2 separate regions of the Mus musculus genome follow, and region 1 is linked to region 2. The links are chromatin loops, found by intact Hi-C in ENCODE. Cell type or tissue: left cerebral cortex. All regions are shown on one strand. Each heading gives the region's core, and the rest is flanking DNA. Links, peaks and the distances in the headings are about the cores only. Region 1 overlaps Chst11 (carbohydrate sulfotransferase 11). Region 2 overlaps Chst11 (carbohydrate sulfotransferase 11).

Region 1 (2,910 bases), core at 283-2,782, 51 kb before region 2:
AAGGATCCTTCTAGATGCATCTTCCTTCAAGTCACACTGCCCTAACCTGAGTGTTAACCCTGGGGTTGCTGTTCTTTATTAGGAAAATGGAACACAGAGGCCCATCACCAGTGGTCATTGGCAACAAGAAGAAGGGATTCTAAGACATCTTCCGCATCACTGCAGGCTCAGGAGCTACTTAGGGAAGTCTCCTTTGGACCAGTCTTCAGGCCTGCAGGTAGCAGACATTCATTCAGAATAAAAGCATAGCTTCCCCCTGACTTCCAGATCCTTCCAAAAGGATGAAATTCTCCACGGGAAGAAAGGCCTGGGTTAGGAGGTGATTTTTGAGCAGAAAAAGAAAAGAACTGAAGTGTGATTTTTTTTTTCACCCCCTCTCTGGGGCAATGGTTTGGTTTTATTTAGAAGCAATTGTTTTGTTTTTGTTTTTTCACTTAATATTAGTAAAATAATAGAGTTGTGAGGTAAACAGACCTATCTGGCAAACTAAAGAATTAAAACATTTCTGCCCTGAATTCAGTTTCTCGGCTTAGAAGGTTGCTTTTATGAGGGGGGGAGGGGGAGGTGGGAGAAGGCACACCCAGGACGCACCCTCTTAGGTTGGTGCTCTTTGGTGACATTATGAGAGTCCTAAAGAAGAAACTGACCTTGAAGCAGACTCTGGTTTCCTAGCTAGGCTCTCGATCAGCTTTGGTGTCCCCTAAAAGCAAGAACATGTTTCTAAGACTCCTTCTCCATGTTGCTGAGACATTTACTGTCTACAGTTCCTACACAGTTGTTCTGTTGAGTGAGTGACTCTTCTACCTGATCCTGTCACACAGGCTCATCCAGCTGGTGTAGGGGGTGTGTGTGTGTGTGACTCCATTGAATGAGTGGACAGTCACATCCCCTCATGTTTCCCCCTAGGAAGGAAGGGATGAGGTTCATGTTATCCCAGGTTAGCCCCATATACTTCTGGTATGAATGATGTATTGATGCCACCCACTTCCCCTCTAGCAGACTAAAACTGTGAGATGAGTCTGGGGCTAGCTTCATAGTTCACCGTGCAGTGGGTCCTCCCGGATTTGTAATTTGCACACCCAATAAGGTCCAGGGATCCTCAGACATCTGAGCTATGTCTCAGACCGACTCCTTTGAGCTGCATCCCACAAGCATCGTGGAAGGGTGTGAGCCTCAGGAACATAAACCCCATCTGGACTGCAGGCTCCACTCTCATGGGCAGGGCTGCTAGGTGTCTACTGGCGTTAAATCTAGATGTGTGTGGCAGGCAGACAGGAGGGCTGGCGGGGTCGGAAAGCACAGGGCTTTCTGTGTTTGTGATGACATTCTGTGAACCAGAGAAAACCTCAGAGCTATAAACCAGTCTATTATTTCCCGAACGGTATCCTGCACTCATTGATGGCGTTAATGAGAATTCAACTCATACACGTATGTATCCATGGGCATATGTAAGAGGCCATAGCTTTGGATTCCATGTTAATAACAAGCAGGCGCATTCTGGAGTCAAGCACACAGAGGGATTGTGAAGGACAGTGCTTTTTATTATATTACATTAGTTTTCCTTTATGACATTTGGTAGGTCAACCCCATGGCAGCAGGTCAGCTGAGTTATGGAGGAAATGAACCTGAAAAGTGGAAGAGAGGCTGTAACGCGATAAAGCTTATCAATTCAATTTATTTCTCCTATGCTAAATGCAGTCAGCAAGGCCGGATATCTCGATGCCTGGCAGAGATGCGCGGGAGGAGATAGGTCTCAATGGCAAAGCTTCCGAAAGGCTCAGTGGGTAAAGGCACTTGCTGCCGAGCCTGGTGATCTGAGCTCAGTTTACAGGACTCACATGGTGGAAGACACGCACACACACACGCGCACACACACGCGCGCACACACACGTGTGCACACACGCGCACACACACGTGCACACACACATGCACACACGTGCACACACGTGCACACACGCGCGCGCACACACACTAGCGCACCCACACACACAAGTGCACACACACACACACGTGCACACACACACACACACGTGCACACACACACACACGTACACACACACATACACACACACACGCGCGCATACACGCGCACACACACATGCACACACAGACACGTGCACACACACACGTGCACACACACATGCACACACACGCGCACACACGCGTGCACACACACATACACACACACACACAATGGGTAGATGTTAAGCAATAAAAAAAGGTTTAGTGTTGATGCTTGGGAGCCCGAAAATCTTCTCACACTTTGGGAGAAGGTTTAGTATAAGTTTAGTGTTTGCGTTCATAAACCCAGCAAGCCAGCTTCTCAGCCCAGTGTTCACTCTGGAAAGACTTCCGACCCATTCATTGTGTGGCTCAAGGGACCAGTCAGAGCAGCCTCACAGCTGTAAGATGCTGTAAGAATCCCTCCCCTGCTGGAGAGCACCCACGTCACGTCACGACTCCTCCAGTTCACCCACAGCCGCCTGTGGATGTGGCTCTCATTCTTCAGATCGTGACAGGGCTGCACTCGGCGCTGTTCCTCACATCTTCTCACTCCTCGGCCTTGCTTCCCTCCTCTGCAAAGTGCAGAGACCGACAACAGCCTCCACAGGATTTTAAGATCATTTATAAAAATCCTCTTTCTAGAGCCAGCCAGCCAGCCAGTATGTGATGGTTGTTATGGTGATGTTTAAGTCCCACCCCTCCTGCTGATTGACGGTCCTTTGTAAGCCCTCCTGTCTGGTAGACCTGTGTTCTTCCACAGCCCTCTCTGTATGTGGCTATGTGGCAGTAGCATCCTTATCTCAGCTTGTGTCCCGAGCTCAGATTGTGCCCAGCAGTCCTAAGAATGTTAGCTTCATGGGAGAGTGTTCTAGGAACCTACAGAAGATCCCTTCAGTGTCAGGTTTG
Region 2 (2,910 bases), core at 220-2,719:
GCTTCCTCATCTGTAGAGAATTAGAGGAAAATGCCTGTCATGCAGGTTTCTGCAAGTCAAAGACCTCACATTCCAAAGGCTCATTCAGTTAAAGGCTTGCCTCACAAGTAGGAGGGTCTGAGTTCACTCTCCCCCCCCCCCCAACTCGGTAGAAGGTGGAGCACAGCAGCGCACACCTGCACTCAGAACTCAGGGTGCACAGACGGGCATCTCTGGGGCTTCCTGCCTCTGAGGACACTCAAATCAGGACAGAGTTAGGAGTCACTCACTAAGCGCACAGTCTGTTTTGATTTATGTCGCATCTCAGGCTTTTTTTCGAGCTAGAGACACCCATTTCCAAGACCACGAATGCCTCTGTCTCCGTGAACAGTCTATGTACAAACACGTCCACTGCACACAGGTCCTAGACAGTGAGCAGACACAGAGGCGTAGTTTGAAAAGCTCCTGTAGGTGTGTCTGCCACAAGCCCCCTCTGTGATCACCTTGGGAATGGGGGAGTTAACGAAGCCCCTCCCTCTTGAGGTGGTGCGTGCTACCTGTGAGTTGGTGGCTAACTCTTGCTGCCTCTGTAGGCCATTGTTCTGTTTCAGACACAGAAGATTCAGGAACGCCCCCTTCTTTGACACGATCTATGGAAATATGGCGAGGAAGTGATTGGAACTACTGGGATTTTTCTGTGGCTCTCTGTGCGAACAGAACCTGACATATTTCCAGTAGGAGAAGCAGCGTTGGGATGGCGGAGTGACCTCAGCCATTGCCAAACGGTAACACAGCTGGACAAGCTGCCATTTACCAAGAGTTATTTCCTGAATTACCCTCAATTAGGAGAGGCCTCTTCATCATTTGATTTTTCTGTAAATTGCACAACGCGGGCAGCTTCTGGGCCAATTGGAATTTGACCTCAGATGGAGGCCAAGTGTACCAGAGCCTGGCTTCTTGTCAAGCTCTGTGGGTGCTGCTCTGTATGTGTGTGTGGCGGGGAATGAGGGAATGAGGGGAGGGGTCTCGTCCTCCCTGGACGCACCCTGGGCACTGGAGGTCTCAGGCAAGCGGCTACATGTTTCTCAACACTGGAGAGTTTGCTTATAAAATAGGAATGAAAAAAAACATGCAAAGGTTTTAGCTTTTTCAGACTTACGTTTGAAAACATACAGAGTTCTGGGCACCTGGCAGGCAGGCCAGGCTTGTTTGCGTGATGTGCTATTGCTGCTGCTGCTGCTGCTGCTGCTGCTGCTGCTGCTGCTGCTGCTGCTCCTGCTGCTGCTGCTGCTGCTCCTGCTGCTCATTCAGAAGCGCCCTCCATTGGGAAACACTTCCTGCTTTTCTTCCTCTGGAGATTTTTCTGTTAGCCTAGAGCTACAAAGCAAACAGGTGAAATACATTTTAATCAGATGTTTTATCCAGCCCAAGGCTCTCAAAATATCATTTCTACCTGTCATTGGTAAAAAAACAAACAAACAAACAAAAAACCAAAGGGAGTCTGTGTTCTGATTTCCTTACGCTGTCTGGAATCAATTTTGTGTACTGGACCATGTGGCCATTGAAGTGACATCACTGTCATTGCTTACTGGTGTGTCCCTGGGTCATTTGCACTGGCTTCTTGAGGTAAAGAGCCCTCTAGAGGAAAGGGACTGTGTCTTGTGTGTCTGGAACCTAGCTGGCTTCCTAGCTAGGCATTGGCAGGGACTCTTCAGTGTGCATTGAATTAGGTACCTTTCTCATTTATTCTAATAATTTAGGAGATACTGCCTATCAAGCGGCCACCGAAGGCATGGTGGCTGGAGGTACCACTGGCTCATAACATCTGGGTGTCAGACAGAAAGCGGGGATAGTTTGGCTGGAAACCCTGCCAGACTGCACTTCGAGACCTGTCTTCTGAAAACTACTCGCTTCCTCCAGTGAGGCCCCATCTCTTAAAACTCCCACAGACACCCCACCCCCCAAAATAGTACCACCAGCTGGGAACCAAGTACCCAAATTCAGGAGCCTACTGTGGACATTTCACATTCAAAATCTAATATGAGGTATTGAGGTTCTGAACACAGCTGCTTTTTCCTGGGTCCTGTGAGCTCAGCATGTGACCAGACACATGTGTCTTAGTTAGGGTCACTATTGCTATGATGAGACGCCATAACCAAAGCAACTTGGGGAGGAAGGGGTTTATTCAGCTTATGCTTCCATATCACAGTTCATCATCAAAGGAAATCAGGACAGAAAATCAAGCAGAGCAGGAACCTAGAGGCAGGAGCTGATGCAGAGGCCATGGAGGGCACTGCTAACTGCCTTGCTTCCCATGGCTTGCTCAGCCTGCTTTCTTACAGAACCCAGGACCACCAGGAACAAAGGCTGGTCCCTCCAGCATCAATCGCTAATTAAGAAAATGCCCTACAGGCTTGCCTATGGCTGGGTCTTAGAGAGGCAGTTTCTCATTTGAGGCTCCCCTTCCCTGACAACTCTAGCTTGTGTCAAATTGATATAAAACTAGCCAGGGCTCTGGGGTTCAGGGAAGAAGAGTCCCTCTGCACTGGGGCTGGGGCCTGTGCATGACCCTCTAAGAGCCTAAGTGCAGGCTGGAAAAGAATGAGTACCTGGGGTGTGACAGCCCTCGCTGTGCCCTTCCTACCAGCCACCCAGCCACGATGACAGGTCTTCCACAGCACAGTTTAACTGAAGGTGAGGGCATTGGAGCCCAGGTTCTAACTCCATCGGGCTCTAACTCTTCCTGTCACTGGCAGGACCAGACCACCTGAGAGGGAATTCAGGATCTCGGGGGCGGTGCCGGGGCCGGGGCTTTGATTTCCTCATCTGGAAACCGGAAATGAATTACTTAACCTCAGTTAACCACACTGTGTCACACAGCAGTTAAGACTTGGTAAAGCCAGATGCCCCTGGTAAGGGAATTCGGGGTAC

The links. A loop is a pair of places that touch in the nucleus more often than their neighbours do. Peaks named below come from ENCODE experiments on the same cell type or tissue, not always from the same donor. Only the 100,000 strongest peaks of a DNase experiment are listed, where the experiment ranks them.
Region 1: a loop joins it to region 2, with 1.8 times the contacts of the local background. A loop is called at or near these places in 4 of 42 quality-filtered maps.

What each region holds. Positions count from the first base shown.
Region 1 is chr10:83,046,871-83,049,780 of GRCm38, forward strand. The region is part of intron 1 of Chst11 (carbohydrate sulfotransferase 11); the gene reads left to right. Among named protein-coding and RNA genes, the nearest start is that of Chst11, 63 kb to the left of the region's middle. In left cerebral cortex, for the core only: no CTCF peak of the experiment used is centred there; DNase peaks (open chromatin) are centred at 1,237 and 2,534; H3K27ac peaks cover 611 bases.
Region 2 is chr10:83,098,283-83,101,192 of GRCm38, forward strand. The region is part of intron 2 of Chst11 (carbohydrate sulfotransferase 11); the gene reads left to right. Among named protein-coding and RNA genes, the nearest start is that of Chst11, 110 kb to the left of the region's middle. In left cerebral cortex, for the core only: a CTCF peak has its summit at 1,614; a DNase peak (open chromatin) is centred at 1,613.